Linked DNA regions of Mus musculus: region 1 is linked to region 2. Evidence: chromatin loops called from intact Hi-C (ENCODE). Cell type or tissue: gastrocnemius. All regions are shown on one strand. Links, peaks and the distances in the headings refer to the core of each region. The heading gives the core; the rest is flanking DNA.

Region 1 (10,218 bases), core at 1,504-9,503, 80 kb before region 2:
TGACTCGCACCACCTGTAACTCCAGAGTCAGAAGGTTCCCTGCCCCTTTCTGGACTCTGCCAGCGGACATACGTGTGTGTGTGTGTGTGTGTGTGTGTGTGTGTGTGTGTGTGTGTGTATGTGCACACGAGTTGTGTGTGTTTGTTATTTGGTTTCCTGAGACAGGGTATCTGTATGTAGCCCTAGCTATCCTGGAACTCAATCTGTAGTCTGGTCTCCACTCACAGAGATCCTCCTGCCTCTTCCTCCTGAGTGCAGGGATCAAAGGCATGCACCGCCACCACCAGGCTAAAATAAAAAACTTAAAAGGAGAAAAGTCTGGTAATTAAATCATACATACAGGTCTATAGGCTCAGTATTGAAGGTGAATTAAGAGGATGGATTGAACCCGGGAGTTTGAATCCAGACCGGGCAACATAGTAAGACCCTCTCTTACTCATAGAAATCAAAATCCAAAACCCAACCAAACCAAACAGTAACAAACAAACACAATGGAATCTGTGGTCACAAACACCTTGATTTCAGAGGTGCTAAGATAGAAGAGTGGTGAAAGTAGCCATTAAATTACGATTTATTTTTTATATATATACGGTTTTATTAAAGTTCTCACCAAAATTATTCACTTGTATGCACCAAGTGCAGGTACTGTGTAGGTATCAGGGTTACCAAGGTCTAAGCTGTGCCTTGGAGGAGCTCTGATCTGGCCCACGATGCTCTGACCCAGGGAAGGTCAGAAAAACGGTAGGACGATGATGGAATAAAGGACCAGTGTAGGACTGGAGACTGAGAAGGGGTTTGGGTACCCGCGCTCTTCCGAGGAAGTGCTGTTAAGAGAGAGGGAAATGACAGTTAAGCAAGGGCTAGATGTTGCAGTTGCAGCCCACAGGCAGCCCTGCAACACAGACAGCTACACCCCAGTCAGTCCCACCAGAGGCTCCTCTGGTGGGGGCAGCAGCGACCTTTTAGCCAGCAATGCAGTTGCCAGCCTGGTGAAACAATCCCGGGAGAGAGAACTCTAACCCTGTGTCTGCATGAGCTTCCCTGGCTTGGAGGAGTGAAAGAAGGCATCCTGGACGTGCTAGAAACCGTAGTCTGCTGGGAGACCTGCGCATGCGTGACCTGCAGCTGAGGAGAAGAGGGGAAGCAGGAGCGAGGTGGAGACATCTTGGGGAACCTCAGGTTGCCTGTCTGTGTTGGGTGGGGACAGGCTGGGACGTTGGATGGTCCCAGGAATGTGAGTGTGCTAACCAGTCTAGTTCACGGCGCCAGCTTTCTGCAGTAGGTGATAGAAACTACCAAGAACTCAGCACTCTATAACGGTTTGTGGATCGTACAGCGTGTACGGCCAGAAGCAAAGAGACTAGTTAGGAGGTGAGGAGAGGACAGTCACCTCAAAGCAAGGACCTGGTGTGGGCCAGCCATTTAAAACTCTCTCTTCTTTACTTTGCAGAGGAGCAAATAGAATGTTTAACCTGTTCAAATAAGGCTAGTGTAAGGCAGGATTTGGAATTAGACCTGAGCACTGAATTTTGGATTTCAGCCCATGACTTATCAATATTAGTTTTTATTTTAAAGCTTGCTCCGTTGCGCACTTTGGATCTCTGGGGATCCCTTTCTTCTTGGCTCACTGAGATGATGTAGGGAGATTGAGTTCTAGCCGCCAGCGGCAGGCGTTTCTCCAGGGCTGGTTCTACAGTGGCCCGGGGACTATGCTAAAGTGAGCCACCCAGAAAGCTGGCAGTTCTTGTCTCTTGAAGAAAGGGTGTCTCTGTCCCTTGGCCCTGCTGGTCAGCCCTCCCTGGCAGCCACACCTGTTTTGTTCTTCTCCCTGCGGCCAGCCAGATGTCTCTCTCCCAGAGTGACAGGAGCAACTGGGGACATCTATAGAAGCTCCCTTTCAGTCCCCACAAAGGCACTAGGAACCTGGCTAGGCCTGTAGAGGAGGGGCAGGAGGGAAGTACCCAGGGATGCAGACAGCTGGGGGCTGGGGTGGCAGGCATTCCCTGGAACAGGTGAAGTAACTGAAGCAAAGAGGAGGCTCCCTGCTTGTCAGGGGTAAAAGAGATCGAATGCAGGAGCTGAGATTCTCAGCTTAACTTCGTGACTGGGTGGCTTTAAGCTCTCCACTCTGTCAGGAAGGACCTGGTAAGGCCGAGGGAGAAGACACAGCCATCAGAGGGGTGACCTTAATCAACTCAAGACCATAGCATGGTGGAAAGGATACAAAAGGCATGGAGTGGGGGCAGCCTTGGAAGGACACTCCCCCCCCCCCCCCCCAGATAAGACATCAAATTGATGTTGGAAGTAGTCTCTCTGGCGGAGCCCCGCAGAGGCTTATCCTGGGGCCTTTTTTAGGTGGGAGTGTGTGTAAGGATCTTTCCTGGAATTAAGTTCTTGAAAGGAAGAAGTGGGGTGGAATAAATGCAGAGAAATAACAGTTGTAAACCCAGAAAAACCGAATATGGTGGATTTGTTATAGGCAAAAAGACCAAACCAACCAAACCAACCCAGAAAATCCAACTGAGGGGAGCTTGACAATGGTCCCGAGGTTGCGCAGCACGTTCGTTTATTTCAGACAGAATCCAGATTCAGTCCTGGTTTCCTATCTTTTCCACAACTTTCTCTACTCGTCTAACTCTAGGCAAGGAGGTCCTAAAGATAGCATCTTTATTTTGCAAAGGGAGATAACAGTGGGACATAGGGAACCTGGCATTGTGGACATAAGGAGCCCTCAATAGTGTCTGTTTGCCCAGTGAATGTTAACACTTCGCCTGTACTGAGTAAGGAAAGGGATGGAAAAAGAGCAGGCATGCAAACTTGGGGACTAGAGAGAAGAAAACTCTCTCTCTCTCTCACACACACACACACACACATGCACACACTCACACACACACACACACACACACACACACACACACACACACACACACACAAAATAGTATTAGTATGTAGCCCAATATACCTCCAAACTTGATTTTCCTGTCTTGGCCTTGTGAGTTCTGGGATTAGAGTGTCTGCTATTACTGTCTCCTTCTCCACATATCCCTCTCTTCCTCCCCTAGCAACCACATGCAAGGTCTCACGCACTGAGCAACATCCCAGCCCTATAACGCTACCCTGTAGTGCACAGTGACGACAGAAACGTAGTGGAGGAGGATGGGCAGTAAGCCCCTGGCTTCTGGGAAGCCTCTTGCCCGTCTTCATAAAATTTACTGTGATTTACTCACTCACCATACAATTCAACTTTGGAAGAGTTTTTAAAGATTATTTAATTGCATGAACGTTTTTGCCTGCATGGATGTCTGTGCACCAGATATGTGTCTGCTGTCTGTGGAGGTCAGAAGAGGGTGTCAGATTTTCTGGAGCTGGAATCACGGATGGTTGTGAGCCACCATGTGGATGCCGGGAAAGGAAGCTGGGTCCTCTGCAAGAACAACTAGTGTTCTGAATTGTTGAGCCACCCCTCTACACTCTCCCCACCAGTCCCTGAAGTGTGTAATGGGTTGGACCTAGGGGGTGGCCATCCCGAGCTGTCTAAGCTGTCTCAGCAAGATGGCAGCAGCGCAGGAAACCTCTGTGAGGCTACACTCTGCCTCCGATGGACTCAGCGTGGAGTCCGGTCCTCGGCGCTTTATGCTAACTAGAGTGTCTCTTAGCCTCGCCTTCCTCTCTTCCCTGTGGTTTGTGAAGAAGTGGGGTGGTAGGGGAAAAATGGCATTCCATGTGTGATCCTCCCCACTCCCCCAGCTCACCTCAATCCCAGCTCTGAAAGGCCACCGTCTTGGTTGTCCCAGAGGCTTGTAGGAAGGGCCTGGAGAGCTTTCACAAGTCAGTGATTCTGCTCCGCCATACCTGCAGAAAGACTGACCCCCAGGGCTTTCCCAGAAAGGCCATGGCTTCCCTCATACCACCCCATTTACTTATTGAGAGGGAGACTTCTACCACCGTCAGGACAGCCCTTCTCCTCCTTTCTCAGGTGGCCCAAGTTTAGAAACTTTGTTGAGTGAAGAAGTATGCTGCTGTTCAAGGTAGGCAGAGTCCAGTCTCCCCTCCTGCTCCCACGTGTTGTCCTTGTTGTGTCCCCCACTCCACCCCCACCCCCGACTGTTCTTTCTTGTACATCTTGCCCCTGCCTCTCCTCCCCCTTGCTGCTTTGGGATAGGCCCAGCAGCCTGTGTGGAGGAAGCCCTCTGAAACCAGGCTCAGCAGTTCTCTGTAGAGTAATAATGGCTCTCATTTGTTCCTGTGAGGCTGGCCTCTGGCTCTGTGGTGGCAGACTCTTCTAGGACCGTGCCCCTCACTAGGTCATATTTTGAGATGTCCCAGGGCCAGTTTGTATTTTCTTTAGGGGCTCTCCCTGGGCTGGCTCTGGTTAACTGCAGGGGCTGAGCCTTTAACAAGGTCATCGTATGTACGTACGGCAGGTTTAATGAATGGCAGCAGTGGACAGTGGGGGCCAAGTGGGATGCTTCTGCTTTCCTCACATGGACGAACTGTCACACGGAAGGAGAAACCTGCAAATGGAAAAACCAAAATGGCTTATAATTATACCCAGCCTCTGCCAGGAGCACTGAGAGGCCAGCCTGTACTTAAGGCACTGTGTGTGTACCTGAGTACCCGAGTCCCTCAACTGGTCATCGGCCTACTCTTTGCCAGACTGGAGGATGAGAAGAGAGATGACAGAGATATCGGGTTACCCTGTGGCCTTCTGTGAGGCAGTCAACATCTCCGAATTGCACTCCCATCCGTTGAATGAGTGCTAAAATACACTCACACAGCTGTTTAGTCGCTGTATGGGGAAGTGTTTGGAGACTTGTCATAGTGGATGCTAAACTGGGGAGCCTGGACTTTTCTTTGTAGAAAGGGGTTTCCCAGGCTCCTCCATTTTTTTTCACAGTCACAGAATTATGGATCTTAAACTGGAAGTGATTGTTAAGAGGTCATTTGGTCTAGTCCCCTGGCATACTTACTGGTGTTTTGTAGTCAATCCTCTGACCTGTCATAACACGACGAATAAGCCCTTGTCTTCTGGGGAGGAGTCCTTCCAGGTGCACAGAGGTGCAGCCAGCAAAGAGGTGGGTGAAGATGGGAGAGCCATGCCTCTTGGTTCTTTGAGTTTCTGTGCAGGTTGTCTGTGTCACCCACTCCCTAGGTGAGGTGAAGACTCAGGCTCTGCAATCTCAGGGGTGAGGATGGGTCTGCTGCCCTTGGTCTTCTGAGAGGAAGGGCTGCACCTGACTCTTAGGACTGGACACCAGGGAAAGTGGCTGCCAGAACTCAGTGTGTTCCTCGGTGGTTTTTCCTTCAAAGGAAAGCTTTCTGACTCATCTTAAGAAACAACACCATACAGACAGCAAAACACACCTGACTTTCCCTCAGCTCTGGAAGAATTCTAGTTTCCTATCATCCACCAAAATGCAAAAAAGAGGCATCACTGGCTAGAGCCTGAAAATTATGTCAGGGTGGTTTAAGAAGACCTTGAGTCAAAGTCGCCCAACTTTGGCCTAGATTGTGAGAATTCAACCCGGGAACGTTTCATCTCCTAAGTAATGTTCCTGTAAGTCCTTTATAGAGACGGGGTTGGTTTCTCTATAACCTACCGGCAGGGTGGCGGCTAGAAATCCTAACTCAGGAAGGCTCTTAGTAAACTGCCTCAGAGAGGATTATGCATGTTTTACTGCATCCAAAGTCACAGCTTTCTTTGTAGAGGAAAGCGCCTTGTGTCCTCTTCGCCATGGCGGGGGCGCGCGCACACACACACACACACACACACACACACACACACACACACACACACACACACACTTTCCTGGCAGGCTGGATGGGTTTCCAAACATTTCGTCACTGTCTCCTCCTGACCTTGATGTGCAAGGAACAAGCCGCGTGGCCTGTTGATTACAGAAGAGCCATGGGGGCTTAGGCTGGGGGTGGGGGTGGGGGGGGGTTGGGAGGAGGGTGGCCACAGCCTTGCAAGTGGAGGTAAGGTCTGCTGGAAATCCCCAGCCCGGGCAGCCGCCCCGAGGTTTAAAGACGCCTCCCAGCCTTATTTGGTCGCAGGAAGTGGGCGGCGCGGAGCCTGCAGGCAGAGAGGCCGCCCCGAGACAGTTGTGCTGATGAAGTGGTAGAGCTGGTTCCTGCTCGCCGCCGCCGTGCTGCGCGCGCCGGCCAGCCACTGGGCGCTTGGAGCTCCCAGGCTCGAGTTGTGCAATCCTTTGTAGCACGCCAGCGAGTCCTCCTCCTTCGGTCTTGCCTCTCGCCCTCTCTCTCTCTCTCTCTTTTTTTTTTCAAGCTGTGAGCTCAACCGATGAGTCAGAGCCGTGCAATCCTGACACTGCATCGCAGGACTGGGGGTGACACGCAGGGAGGGGAGAGCGCTCTCCAGGCAGACTGTAAGGGCGCGGGGCGCGCCGAGGCTGCCGCGTTGCGAGCAGCGGGTGACAGCACGCACGTCCCGCTCGGGCCCTGCCAGCAAACTTCCAGGCTTCGGGAGGTGCGGGCTTGGCTGAAGCCCCGGGAACAGCGCGGGGGAAGCGACGGCGCCTGTTTGTTTTTAAAAAATCCGGGAGTGCGTGCAGGCGGCTGGGCTCTTCGGAGGCGACCCAAAGGCGGTGGCCCGCGGCGGAAGGAAGGGGCAACTGCTGAGGCCGGAGGCCGAGCGGGAGCCGGGTAAGTAGTGTTGCTCGGCCGGCGGCCGAGGCCTGCAGGCGGGGCGGCCAGCGAAGGGACCCCGGGCGACCGTGCAGGCGGTGGCTGCAGCTCAGCACACGCTGGGCCTCCGGCGGCCAACTTCTGCGGCCTGCGGGGCGGCAGGAGCGGGTGCGTGGGCCGTCGTAGCCCGCCTCCCCCCGGCCCGCAACCGCGCGCCCGCAGCTGCGTGTGCAGCTCAGTCCCGTCGTGTTTGTGCAGCCACGCAGCTCGATCGCGGCCCGCCCACCCAGGCGCGGCCCCGGCTGGGAAGCCCTCCCTAGTCTCTCTGCCCCGGGTACCAGCGGCTGGGGACCGCGGCTGCTGTTCCTGCGCGCGCGCGAGAAACGTGGTGACCGCAGGGACTCGTTGGCTTGCCCGGCCGGGGAGGCGCGACGATAGGCTCGCGAGCCGCGAGAACTTAAGAGAGGGCACACCTTCTCCTTCCAGCGTGCGGGGAGCTGGATCGGCGCGGGGACTTTGCGGGGACAGAACTGTGGCGGGGGATGGGGGCAGGGAATTGGGGCCAGTGCTGGAGAGGCCTAAGCTGGAGGGTTGAGCGCGCGCCGGCCGGAGGACAGTGGTGGAGCCGCCTCGCCCCGCGCGCCGGGAGCTGCTGGTGCACCTCAGACCTGTCATCCGGCTCGCCCGCCCCCGCAGGCTCGCCTCCCTGGCCGGGTGCTGTGTTCCATGTTGCTGGCCCTGAGCTTAGAGCCCGGGTTCGTCTGGGCCCTGCATATGGCGGGCTCGATGGAGTTAATCATTCCCCGCCCCATACGCTCACAATGAGGGGCATGTGGACCTCGGCTGCGACCCTCCATCCAGGCCTTAAAGACTTTGAGAAGCTGAGGAACTTTGGGCACTTGAGGCTTTCAAGCCTCGGAACCAAGGCAGATCTGGAGGAGGCTTCTATTACCCAAAAGGGAGGCCACTGAGTGTCCCAAATCATCTTCTAACCCGAGCGGCTGGAAAGATGAAAGGGGAAGTTTCTTGCCTCGTCTTAAACTTTGTTGGCTACGACTTCAATGGCCACTTCCTGCTTCCACCACCCCACTTCGGACCTCTGTGCAGGATAGGGGTGCAGTGACTGGTCTTTGAGGCCACCGCGGCACGTGTGTGTAGGAGATCCCGGTGGCAGCTGTGGCTGGGGAGGGGAAAGGTGGCTCTTTCATCTCCGGGAGCCTGGCTTGGAGGCCTGGGTTATCCTCACCCTGGAGTTTTAGGGCTAAGAGGATTTGGTGAAGATGGAATGGTATCTCTGACCTCTGACTCCAACCTGGGTGCCTCAGCTGAGAGGATGAAACATCAGTCTTAATCCAGAGCCGCCCAAGGTAGAAAGTATGATATTTGTACTACCCATAGCATCAGAAAAATGCACCCTTTCTGCGTGGTCGGATGACTCCAGAACCAAAAGGGACAGACAGACCCTGGGTTGAGATCTTATGGGGCCTCTCTTTCCTGCTGCTCTGCAGGGTGTAAACATTCAATTACTGTGATAAATTATCTCATTGCACAGCCCTGGCCCGGTCTCCATTCTAATTGGCTTGGCCTCTGGCTGATTTTTCTGGTCTGTAACTCCCAAGGGGTCCAGGGGTGATGAGCCCAGCGAATGCCCCCAGGTTTACAGCTTGTTCTGGGGAAGCTGGTCAGCTGCTACTGTGGCAGCTCCAAGCACTAGCCAGGTAGAACCCCAACTCCCCCATTGGAGAAAGGGTTCCTCGGAGTGTCCCCAAGGATGAAAGTTTAACTTTTAAACATGAGCTTTTTAAAAATAGCCCTGGTGTTTGACCCTGGGCTGCTGCTTTTACTAAATGGAAGTGGGGGGGGGGGAGGGCAACATGTAACTAGATGCAGTTGAGGGCCTTCCACGGCTGCAGAACCCAGGGAAAGGCCTCTGGATAAAGACAGGGGTAGGCAGAAGATAGAGAATACACCTGGCTAGGCCCCTGTGGGCCTGGACCATAGACAGATCTTTAGCTTTGATACCATCATGTCAGCCAGAGAAAAGCTTGCTGACGCTGGTGATGGGGGTGAGGACGGAGGAAGCTGGAAGGCTCCCGCTATGTCTTTACTCCTGCTTCACATGTCCCTCTGAACATGGAACCGCTACTTTATCTGCATACACATATGGCATCGGAAGCACAGTGTTGCTGTGAGGACTCTGACTGAGTTACACAAAACACGGATAGCCTCTGCTTTAGCGTCAGCTTGGGGCTCTTTCCACAGGGCCTGGCATCTGGTAAGGGTTAGTATAAGTTAGGTGAATGAGTGTGAGCTACCCATAAACAAACAAATAAATGTGCTTGCCAAGATTAATGGTACGCCCCTTTAGTCCCAGATGCTCGGGAGGCAGGTGTGGGAGGATTACTTGAGCTCATGAATTCAAGGCCATCCTGGGTGGGCTCTGTCTCAAAAAGGAAAAAAAAAAAGATTTGGCCTTGAGTCATTTCTCTCGTATAGGGACCACCCCACGGCATCATTAAGTTTCATAGAGGGTCGGTCCGCCACAAGGATCCTGGTGTTGGTTGGTAAAGCTTGCTCCTTAACACTCCTCTGCATTTGGCCTTTGGGAGCCTGTGTCTCTGTCATCCCGACCCCACAGGGACATCAGAATGAGTTTTAGCACCGCCAGTCTGGAGATCCGCTAAACCGGCCATTTTCTTTGGCTAGGACAGGTTAGCACCCTTCCTTTGAGTGTATGTACGTGTCCTGGTGCGGGGACAGGTAGGTGTGTGTGTGTGTGTGTGTTTGTGCGTGCGCACATACTCCCCCCCCCCCCCCCCCGACTCACTGCAGACTGCAGGAAATGCAGCCAGCGGTGGCTTTTCACTGGAGATTGCTTCTGCATATCACAGCTCCGTGAGGCTAAAGGCAATTGCACCTTGGGCTGGGGCTGGGAATGCTGAACTCCTCAGTTCTTAGTACGGGGATCCACTTAGTATTTGCACTTGAAGCAGCATGCAGGACAGTGAGACTGTGAGCTCATTTTATGAATCAGAAGCATTACAGCATAACCTCTGTGTTGGAGACCAGATCACCCTTCTCCCACCCCCACTGCTTGTACGCTTACATGAGGTCTCACAGTCTCACACTTGGGAACTGTTACAGTCGCGGGGTGAGGGGTGGGGGTGGGGACATCAATTCAAATTCCAGAGCCATCAAGCAAAACTGGTCCACACCCACTTCCGCCTCCACACTGGGCTGCCATTCCTGGATGGTGTGTGGACAGTCGCCTGGCAGTGACTGAAGGCAGCCTGACTGGCGGGGTGCATGGGAATGAGCCCTGAGCACCCGGGTTCATACTCTGCTTCTGCAATTGCAGTGTGGCCTCGTGGGTCGCTTGATTTCCTGAGCCTCGGTTTTCTCCTCTGTAAAATGGAGAGAATAGTTACTTGGTACAGTTGCTGTGAAGGTGAAACAAGATTGTGCATGCAAATTGATGGGCTGATAGTAGGTTTGCAATAGATGCTGACTATCTATTCACTAGGCGCAAGCCCAGCTCCTGGTGGCCTTCCATTTGCTGCTCCCGGGGAA
Region 2 (10,218 bases), core at 843-8,842:
CTTAGTCTGTTCTCTTCCCCCAAAGTTCCAAGCCTACACAGTTTACAAGTGAATCCTAATAACTTTTTGAGAACAAATATTATTTGTTACACAAGTTGTTTCAAAACCAGGAAATGTGGGGAAGCTGCACATTTGTGAGGAGACCGTAAACTGTTACAGCCACAGCACAGAGCCCTCTTGATTTTTCAATACAGATTTGATTCTATTAGATTCCAGAGACATCATCAGAATCTTCAAAGCCAATGACGATGTGTAGTGACCATTAAATGACAATGATCAAATAGTTTATCTTGGCCAGATAGTGGTGGCACATGCCTTTACTCTCAGTACTCAGGAGGCAGAGGCAGGAAGGTCTCTGTGAGTTCGAGGCCAGCCTGGTATACAGAGTGAGTTCCAGGACAGCCAGGGCTACACAGAGAAACTGTGCCTCAAAAAAGAAGAAAGGAGAACAGACAGAAGGAAAGAAGGAAAGAAGGAAGGAAAGAAAGAAAGAGAGAAAGAGAGAGAGAGAGAAAGAAAGAAAGAAAGAAAGAAAGAAAGAAAGGAAGGAAGGAAGGAAGGAAGGAAGGAAGGAAGGAAGGAAGGAAGGAAGGAAGAAAGAAAGGAAGGAAGAAAGAAAGTTAGTTTACCTTAACAACACAAGCAAAACAGACCAATCTCTAAGAGTCGATCATTAATTAATGGATGGAGGGAATCACATTTACTTCAGTAAGTGTAGGAAAACATACACATTCTACACTGCACAATAAAAGCTGTCAGGTGAGAGTTACAAAACTGAAACAAATACCATGCCTCAGGGAACTCAGTTAGTTCCACAACTGTGCACTGCATGTCTATTTTGTGACTAGCACTCTTCTATGTTGTTGTTGGTTTTTTTCTCTGAGTTCTGAGATGACAGGTGTGCACAATCATGTCTGGCTTTCTATTTGACTTTGACATATCAATGAACGAAACAGATTCCTGCCTTCCTAGAACTTAAATTTAAATCTATTCAAGGAAGTAGTTGTATATATGTGTGTGTATAAAATATGCACATGCATATGTATAAACCTTATCTATATCATACATACCATACATATACCATATTCATACATAAAGTAAGTAAATATAACATATACAAAGATAAGTAAATATAAACAAAATAAGTACTAAGTAAAATAAATAATATGTTAGAAAGTTAAGGTAATTAATGGCATTGGGTTATATGCATGTATGTGGAGAGAACAATATGAACGACTGGGACCACATTACAATGATTTTCTTTAAGATCCCAAACACATCAAGGATGTCCATTATTGCTGCTAGTTTAACACAAGGGTTCTTTGTCAATGTTGTAATAAAAGCAGTACAAACTGGAATGATCAAAAGGAGGAGATTAAACCATCACCGAGTGCAGATGATGCTCAATGTCTGTGAGTACAAATGGTTCAGTAAGTGGACCGCACACTGACAAAGCTAACAACAAAATCGGGACAAGACAGTTTCCGCTTGAAACCAATATAAGACCATGACGGCATGTGAAATATACAAGAAGTTACTAAAATTCACAAACAACAACAACAAAAAATTTAAATTAGCAAAACTATAAATTAACAATTCATAGACCGCCAACCCCCGGGAACTAATCAGATTATCAAGTGTTTGTATTCACTGAAAATCAGAAAACTTAAGAGTAAAACAATAGAATTTCATATATACATGCATATATATACATCTTCAGATTAGCAAAAGTTGGCAAGAATATAGAGAAATGGGAACTCCTAGGCAATGGTGGAGGAATTGGAAACTGTTCTACACATCCCAAAAAAGGAAAATGACGTACACATAGCCCTTTGACTAAACACTCCTTCCCAGGGAAATCCTTGCTTGGGCCCATAAAAAAGGACCACATAAAAGAACACTTTCAGCCGGGCAGTGGTGGCGAATGCCTTTAATCCCAGCACTTGGGAGGCAGAGGCAGGTGGATTTCTGAGTTCAAGGCCAGCCTGGTCTACAGAGTGAGTTCCAGGACTGCCAGGACTGCACAGAGAAACCCTGTCTCGAAAAACCAAACCAAACCAAACCAAAACAAAAAAAAACCACTTTCACAACATTGCGGGAACAGCATTAGAACCTACCTACCTTCCTTTCTTCCTTTCTTCCTTCCTTCCTTCCTTCCTTTCTTTCTTTCTTTCTTTCTCTTTCTTTTTGTTTTTGTTTGTTTGTTTGTTTTGTTTTTTGAGACAGAGTTTCTCTGTGTAGCCCTGGCTGCCCTGGAACTCACTTTGTAGGCCAGGCTGGCCTCAAACTCAGAAATCTGCCTGCCTCTGCCTCCTGAGTGCTGGGATTAAAGGCGTGCGGCACCACGCCCGGCTGCAATCTACCTATTTCTTACAATATAAATTGCTGTGAGATACTGGTTCCTCTTTCAGATAGGAGCCAAAAATTCCTAAAGGAGCAAGAGGCCATCATGAGTGGGTAGAGCTGGCTAGGTAAGATCAGAGGTCATGCAAAGAATTTAATTCTCCTCAGCTCCAGATAATTTCTAGCTGGTGGAATCTGCAGGGGGCAAAAAAGGTATCCTACCACTCCATTTCTTCAAATATAAAACCTCCATTAATTAAATAACACCCTTACTTCATACACCATTAAGAAAGAAGAGTTGCAGAGAGATGGCTCAGCGGTTAAGAGCACTGATTGCTCTTCTGAAGGTCCTGAGTTCAAATCCCAGCAACCACATGGTAGCTCACAACCATTTGTAATGAGATCTGATGCCCTCTTCTTGTGTGTCTGAAGACAGCTACAGTGTACTTATATGTAATAGTGAATGAATCTTTGGGCCTGAGCTGGCGGAGCTGGAGAGAGCAGAGGTCCTGAGTTCAATTCCCAGCAACCACATGATGGCTCACAACCATCTGTACAGCTACAGTGTACTCATATACATAAAAATAAATAAATAAATCTTAAAGAAAGAAGAGTTGCCAAGCATGGTATCATATGCCTGTGATCGTAGGATCTTAGGCTGGCAAAGGATTCATAACAAATTCAATGCAAGCTTAAGCTACACAGAGAGACCCTGTCTTCAAAAACAGAAAATGAAAGATGCCATCAATTATCTACGTGGGACCCAGGGATCAAACTCAGGCCATCAGACTTGGCAGCCAAATGCCTTTATTTTCTTCTCTTAGTCATGTCTCCAGACTCAGAAACTGCAGTTTGAATCTAAAACACCTTTTTTTTTTTCTAGGAAACTATCATAAACAAGACTTTGGAAGCTACTTTTTCAAAAAAAAAAAAAATCCAGGGGCTGGATACACCTCAGCAGTTGAGACTACTTATGGCTATATTGCAGAGGACCAGAGTTCAATTCCCAGCACCTACCCTGGCTGACTCACAACCTCCTGTAACTCCAGCTCCAGGAGGAGAGGGACTCCACAGGTTCCCGTACACATAGTGGAATAACAAGTCTAAAAATAAATGGCCAGGTATGGTGGCCCATACTTTAAAAAAAAATATTCAAGTAATACGTGGACCTGTATTTCTGAAGGAACCAGACTACCATTATGCAGTCAGTATGAGGGAACATGACTTCTTCATTATCCTAACACCTTAGGCTTAATTTCTGTGCATTGATATAGCACTGGAAACACACACACACACACACACACACACACACACACACACTCACACACACACACAGAGGCACACACTCTCATAATTACTAATTACACAGTTTTTTGTTTCTGATTTTCTTTTCTTGTGCATTGTTGTCAATCCAATCTAGGGTCTCCTACATGCTAGCAAAGTGCTTTACTAGTTTCAGTACTGAGTTACACGCCTATCCCCCTCCCAAACACACACCCTGAGACAGTGTCTTATTCATCTCACACAGAGAATGACCTTGAACTTCGGATCCTCCTGCCTCCACCTTCTGAGTACTTGGGATAAGAAGGTATGTACCACTCTGCTAGATACATACGTGGTGCTCGGGATTGAATCTATAGCTCCATGCATGCTAGGCAAACCACTCAACAAGTGACCCCAAATATTCAACATCTCCAGTCAGCAAGTCAACCTTATACTTCGCTAAATAATTCTGGCTGGGTTGGATCTGAAATCGTGTTCAAACGTATAGCTTGAAATATCAAGTATGTAAGCAAAAGAGGTACGTTTTCCATGGCGACAAGCATCATTAGTTAAAACTGTTGTTTCATGACAACTCTGTGAAGACTGCTTGCTGGTAGACAACAAACCTAAGCCAGCAGCGTTTCTCAAAGTGTGGCGAGATGCTCCCCAATTTCAGAGTTATTTGGGGTGCATGGTTGAAACCACACATTCCGGAACCCCCTGTCGTATTATAAACAACAACAACAACAACAAAAAATCTGCAATCCAATGAAGCTCATATTTAGTCATGTTGGAACTGGAGGGACACTGGCCTGATAAATCCATCAGAGAGAGAGTTTGAACAGGGTCTCCTAAGAGCAGGACTCACTTTCTCTCCGAGGACAACTGGGCACAGCTAACTCGGCTGCAGCTGGAGATCTCTGTAACCAGCCCCGACCCCTCCATCCCACCAGAGGGGGAGGAGAGTTAAAATCACGGTTATACAAAGAGATCTCTTTATCACAGCGCCCATCCTATCACCTTTCCCCTTCCAATCCACTCTCCCGAGAATTCCCAGCTGTCTTGCCTTGTCTTCTGTCAGAGTCCCTCCAGCTTTAACCTAACTTCCTGTCAGCCTCCGGCCTCCCTCTCCGCAGACCACCCCCCGCCCCCGCCCCGGCAGCTCCGGCCTTGGGCCTGCGGCTCTGGGAAGCCAGCATTGCCTTCCTCCCCCTACCCGCGGTGCCAGGACCCCACCACCCTCCGCACCCCACAGCAACCCCTTTTTCCACTCTTAATCTCCTTTCGGGTTTGGCTGCGAGGCCTGGAGGGTACTCACCATTCCGGCGGTTGCTACCGTCACTGCTCTGGTTGCTAGGGCCCGCCGGGGTCAGTGCGCAGGCGCGCCTCTGGAGCAATCCTCTTGCCTGCACTGGCAGCGGTCCTTTCTCTCCGCCTTTTGGGTGGCGCTAGCGGAGCATTGTGGGACGGCTGGCGCCCCCCCCCCCCCCCCCCCCCCCCCCGGTCCTCCAACCTCTCTGCTGAGCTGGTGCAGAGGTGAAGATGAGCCCTCAACTACCCACGCAAGTAGTTGATGTACTTTCCCAAAGCCAATATTGCCTTAAACTCGCAACTTTCAGACCTCCTGATAACATTTGCATTTCTGATATAAAAGAACTTTTTTAAAAAGTCCTTCCCTGGAAAAATGACGAGAAAGGTAATTTAGGCAGACGGTCTTGCTCAGTATATCCAGAATTAAACTAGGAACTTCTCATTTCCTTATTCTAGAGCCTCCAAGGAGAACTCAGGTGCCCGAAACACGCTTAAAGTATTACAAAGTGTTGATTATTTTGCAACCAAGATATTTTTTTCCTTCCCTAAGAAGTCAGATTAAAAAAAAAAAAAAAAAAAAAAAAAAACCAGTCACATTTTTTTGTTTGTTTGTTTTTTTCTAAGACGAGGTTTCCTATGTAGCCCTGGCTGTCCTGGAACTCTGGATGTCTCTGCCTCCGGAGTGTTGTGTGTGTGTGTGTGTGTGTGTGTGTGTGTGTGTGTGTGTGTGTGTATTAGATGTATGTTTTTAAATAGAGTTGCTAGGGACATGGAGAATAGAGCTTCACAAATAAACTGCTTTGAGCAATTGATGGTCTGTCTTGGAAGGCTGTTGGCGATACGAATTTAAGAACAGTTAAAACTTCTGCATCTTTGTGACCAAGCCAGAAGTTCTCAGCCTTCATCCCGAGGAACAGTCAACATATGAAGTACATATGGAGCCTCCCTCAGCACACACGTTTAAAGCTTTTATAGGAAAAAGAAAACACAAATGTCAACAAAAGAGAATTGGTTAGTAATACTAAGCATACAAATGGAATAGTGGTTCTATTAAAATATTGTAGAAATACATTTATTCACATGAAAAGTGTAAGAAAAAAAAAACGAGGCAGAGAAGTAAACAGACTTGATCTCAACAGGGTAAGAATGCTTTTTGGGATCCAAAAAGGACCCCAACTTCTGCCTGGGATGAAGGTTGAGCTCAATTAAAGGACATGTGTAGAATATAGGTAGCCACCAGGAAGTTACAGCTTTTTTTTTTTTTGGCCATTATACTGGGAGCAGGGCGTGTGCTGTGTTTTCTATACCAGGACTTACTGTTTCTGCAAGTGAATCTGAAAGGTCAGGCTGGGGCTAAGACATTCTTTATGGTCAAGGGCTATTTTCCAGTACAGCCTCATGACCTGAGGCTATTACCCAACCAAAAGGTATTGGTATTTTAAGTAGAAATTCAAGTTGCCAAGCAAAATAGTTGATGGGACCCTCTTTAAAATCTATACAGTACACATGAAAGGGTGCAAACACACATTTAAAGCGGTATTAGGGAGGTATGATGATTGTTAACCACGGAATTGTGTCTCCTCAAAATTCATATGCTGAACTCTTAATGTGACTGTCATAGTATCTAGAAACAGGGCCTTTAAGGTTAAGGAGGGCCATAATCCACCACTCATGCCCTTACATGCTCCACTATGTTCATAGCAGCCTTATTTATAATAGCCAGAAGCTGGAAGGAACCCAGATGCCCCTCAACAGAGGAATGGATACAGAAAATGTGGTACATCTACACAATGGAGTACTACTCAGCTATTAAAAAGAATGAATTTATGAAATTCCTAGCCAAATGGATGGACCTGGAGGGCATCATCCTGAGTGAGGTAACACATTCACAAAGGAACTCACACAATATGTACTCACTGATAAGTGGATATTAGCCCAAAACCTAAGATACCCAAGATATAAGATACAATTTCCTAAACACATGAAACTCAAGAAAAATGAAGACTGAAGTGTGAACACTATGCCCCTCCTTAGAAGTGGGAACAAAACACCCTTGGAAGGAGTTACAGAGACAAAGTTTGGAGCTGAGATAAAAGGATGGACCATGTAGACACTAGCATATCCGGGGATCCATCCCATAATCAGCTTCCAAATGCTGACACCATTGCATACACTAGCAAGATTATGCTGAAAGGACCCTGATATAGCTGTCTCTTGTCAGAGTATGCCTGGGCCTAGCAAACATAGAAGTGGATGCTCACAGTCGGCTATTGGATGGATCACATGGTCCCCAATGAAGGAGCTAGAGAAAGTACCAAAGAAGCTAAAGGGATCTGCAACCCTATAGGTGGAACAACATTATGAACTAACCAGTACCCCGGAGCTCTTGACTCTAGCTGCATATGCATCAAAAGATGGCCTAGTCGGCCATCACTGGAAAGAGAGGCCCATTGGACACGCAAACTTTATATGCCCCAGTACAGGGGAACGCCAGGGCCATAAAAGGGGAGTGGGTGGGTAGGGGAGAGGGGGTGGGTGGCTATGGGGGACTTTTGGTATAGCATTGCAAATGTAAATGAGCGAAATACCTAATAAAAAATGGAAAAAAAAAAGAGTAAAAGACACCAGAAGGACCATCAGGAAAATACAAAAGGCCATCGGAGACCCCCCAGCCTGCACCTTGGGCTTGAACTGAAGGTTCCAGACTGTCAGAAAATAAATTCCTATTGTTGAATATAGGTGGGGGCTGCCTCTGGGGGGGGGCGCATGCTGAGGCATCCCCACCTCCTCTGAGGTACCAGCACAGGACCATATAGTATAGAATAGTTTATTCAGGGCATGGGGAGAGGAGGGGGGAGAATAGAGGAGGCTGGCCATGAGTCTAGGAGAGAGGTGAGAGGGGAATGGTGAGAGGGGGCAAGAAGCGGGAGCAAGAGAAAGAAGAGGGGGCAAGCAGCTCCCTTTAAAGTGAGTCAGGCATACCTGGCTGTTGCCAGGTAACTGTGGGGCAGAGCCTAGAGTAAATGCCAACAACAACAACAGCAGCAATAAATCAAGTTTGTCCAAAACACATTTTATTTTCAAAACAAATAGGCCTTGTTTAAGGAGAAACAAACCAACAGTGAAAACAGCAGCCACAATGAACCCAAATTATAACGCACAGATTTATTCACTCAGCCCATGTTTGAGGAATGGCTAGAAGACCAGAGCTCAGAGAATTTGACTGTAGTTGGGTTCAAGGCTTTATCATGAAAGCTCAGATCATGAGGTTACAAGTTTGTCTGGCTATATAAGCAACAACAAGGCTTGGATGGTCATGTTTATGTTTAACAGTGGGACAGCATGCAAGATGCAAGAGTTCTTAGCCTACCGCTCAGAGAAAAGAGAAGTGAAAGCTACTGGCTTGGCGAAAGGTTCTGTGTACAGCCAGGAAACCATGGGGTTTGACCTGAAGTCTTGGAAGACTTTCTTGTGCTCAGGGATGATCCTCTACTCTGGAATCTCAGGACTAGATAACGCTTCACTACAACTAGGGGAAGCAACTAGTCTTCTCGGTTGTAATAAGAGCAGACAGGGATAGGAGAAAGTGACTCCGTGGGTAGAACTGTGCCCAAAGCCATAGGCTCTGGCTCACATTTCATAGTCATAGTCATCTTGACATCAAAACCTTTTTCCCAGACAGGAAAATATCACACAGTGATCGGTAATTCAGACAAGACGGTAACTATATTGATAAGTATCTTGGGGGTCAGGGTGAAGTCTTGAGCAAATTTCAGGCATGTTAAAAACTGCTAAAAACAAAAACAAACAAAAAAAAACCCAAAAAACAAAACAAAACAAAAAACCGAGAGAGAATCTATTTGTTGTATGTCTTCGGCAGGTGGGTTCCCTCACAAGCAGAATAAAAGACAGTCCAGTAACTGGGAGTTGCATAAATACTTCTTATATTCTTTTACTTAAGGTTAAAGTTGGTCTTACAGAGTTAAACAGATCCATTAGCTGAACTTCAGAGGAGAGAGAAACCCCAGCACTGAGAGGAGAGTCATTGCAAAGGCCCAGAGTCCAGTGGGAGCCTTACAAGGAGGCTGAGCTTCCTATGAGCTTCGTAGGGAGCTGGGGATGCAGCTTTGCTGGCTGGATGCATGCCTGTTAGGGTATAAGACTCACCAGAGAATGATATCTCAGATTTAAATAGTATGTCAAAGCAAAGAGCATTTATTTAGCTGAATAATAATAATAATATGGAGCTGTCTCCCCATTTGGGAGTGGAGACCTCTAGTGGGCTTAAAGGCCCAGCTTTTATTGTCTGGGGAATTTGAAGGAGGGGGATGTGCCCTTTATCTTGATTGGTTAGTTCTATCAATAGGGGTCTAACTAATTTTATAATTGGTTAGGCTCTGGAGACCTCACTGAAGGGTTGTTCATTTATCTTAGCTATCTATTTTAACTTCAGGCCAGATGACAAGGTGTTCTTGGATAGAATGCCTGACGCCGTGGTTGGATGACCACAGGTTCTGGGTTCTCATTTCTGAGAAACAGAAACTTAGGCCTAGTCTCCCAAATTGCCAGTTTGTAGCCTGTCATAGATTAACCCTTAGTCCCTTGATGTTCATCCTATGAAAACTCTGGGTTTTGTCCTTGGCAAGGCATAGCACTAGGCATGACCGTGTAGAACTACAATATCAGCACACGCATGGTGGAAGCTGGAGGATTAGAAGTTCTTCCTTGTCTACATTGTGAATGTGAGACCTAATCTGGGTCCCCACCACCCCTGCCCTCCCCCCCAAAAAACCCAAACTTCCTTAGTATTCCGAAAACCCAGAAGAATCTGTGTGGCATGATTAGAACTTTCGATATAATTACAATGTTACAGTTTGCTGTGCCTGGCAGGCTTTTCACCATTGAGATATTTTTGGAAGAAAGTTTGAATGCGTTGCCAGGCATCCAGCTGTGCCCTTGATTGAGCACGTGGCTTACCTCCATTGAAGACTGCTTCACCCAACACGAAGTGTACAGTGGCTATGGGAGGAGGAAAATAAGGTGGCTCAATACAGTGACCAGTTTCTGGATAGTAGATTATCTGGGGTCTGTCTTTTCCATGGGCTTGCAGGCGTTCACAGGCTATACGAGCATAGACGTCACTCTTCCAGTTGTGATCATCCATGCCCACAAGAAACAGGAAGGGTCCCTGGGCCTTTTCCAATGGGATAAGACTCTGGTGGTTGGGTTCCTCCAGTGGATTGTTCCACATATCCCTCAAATCCATAAGGCCTGACTTATTTTTTGTTTGATCACACCCAA

What was found. A loop is a pair of places that touch in the nucleus more often than their neighbours do. Peaks named below come from ENCODE experiments on the same cell type or tissue, not always from the same donor. Only the 100,000 strongest peaks of a DNase experiment are listed, where the experiment ranks them.
Region 1: a loop joins it to region 2, with 17 times the contacts of the local background. A loop is called at or near these places in 1 of 42 quality-filtered maps.

Annotation. Positions count from the first base shown.
Region 1 is chr12:84,189,947-84,200,164 of GRCm38, reverse strand. The region is part of intron 1 of Mideas (mitotic deacetylase associated SANT domain protein); the gene reads left to right. Gm31513 reads right to left here and starts at 7,340. Exons shown (of 4, transcript XM_030247014.1): 1 at 4,971-7,340; 2 at 4,420-4,514; 3 at 3,753-3,863; 4 at 554-824. The coding sequence starts at 7,323. The coding sequence ends at 6,310. In gastrocnemius, for the core only: a CTCF peak has its summit at 6,129; DNase peaks (open chromatin) are centred at 6,095, 6,633 and 7,065; H3K4me3 peaks cover 4,209 bases; H3K27ac peaks cover 5,283 bases.
Region 2 is chr12:84,109,106-84,119,323 of GRCm38, reverse strand. It overlaps Dnal1 (dynein, axonemal, light chain 1), which reads right to left and starts at 4,996. Exons shown (of 8, transcript NM_028821.3): 1 at 4,925-4,996. The coding sequence starts at 4,927. Acot6 (acyl-CoA thioesterase 6) reads right to left here. Exons shown (of 3, transcript NM_172580.1): 3 at 9,541-10,218. The coding sequence ends at 9,785. In gastrocnemius, for the core only: no CTCF peak of the experiment used is centred there; a DNase peak (open chromatin) is centred at 4,988; H3K4me3 peaks cover 1,338 bases; H3K27ac peaks cover 927 bases.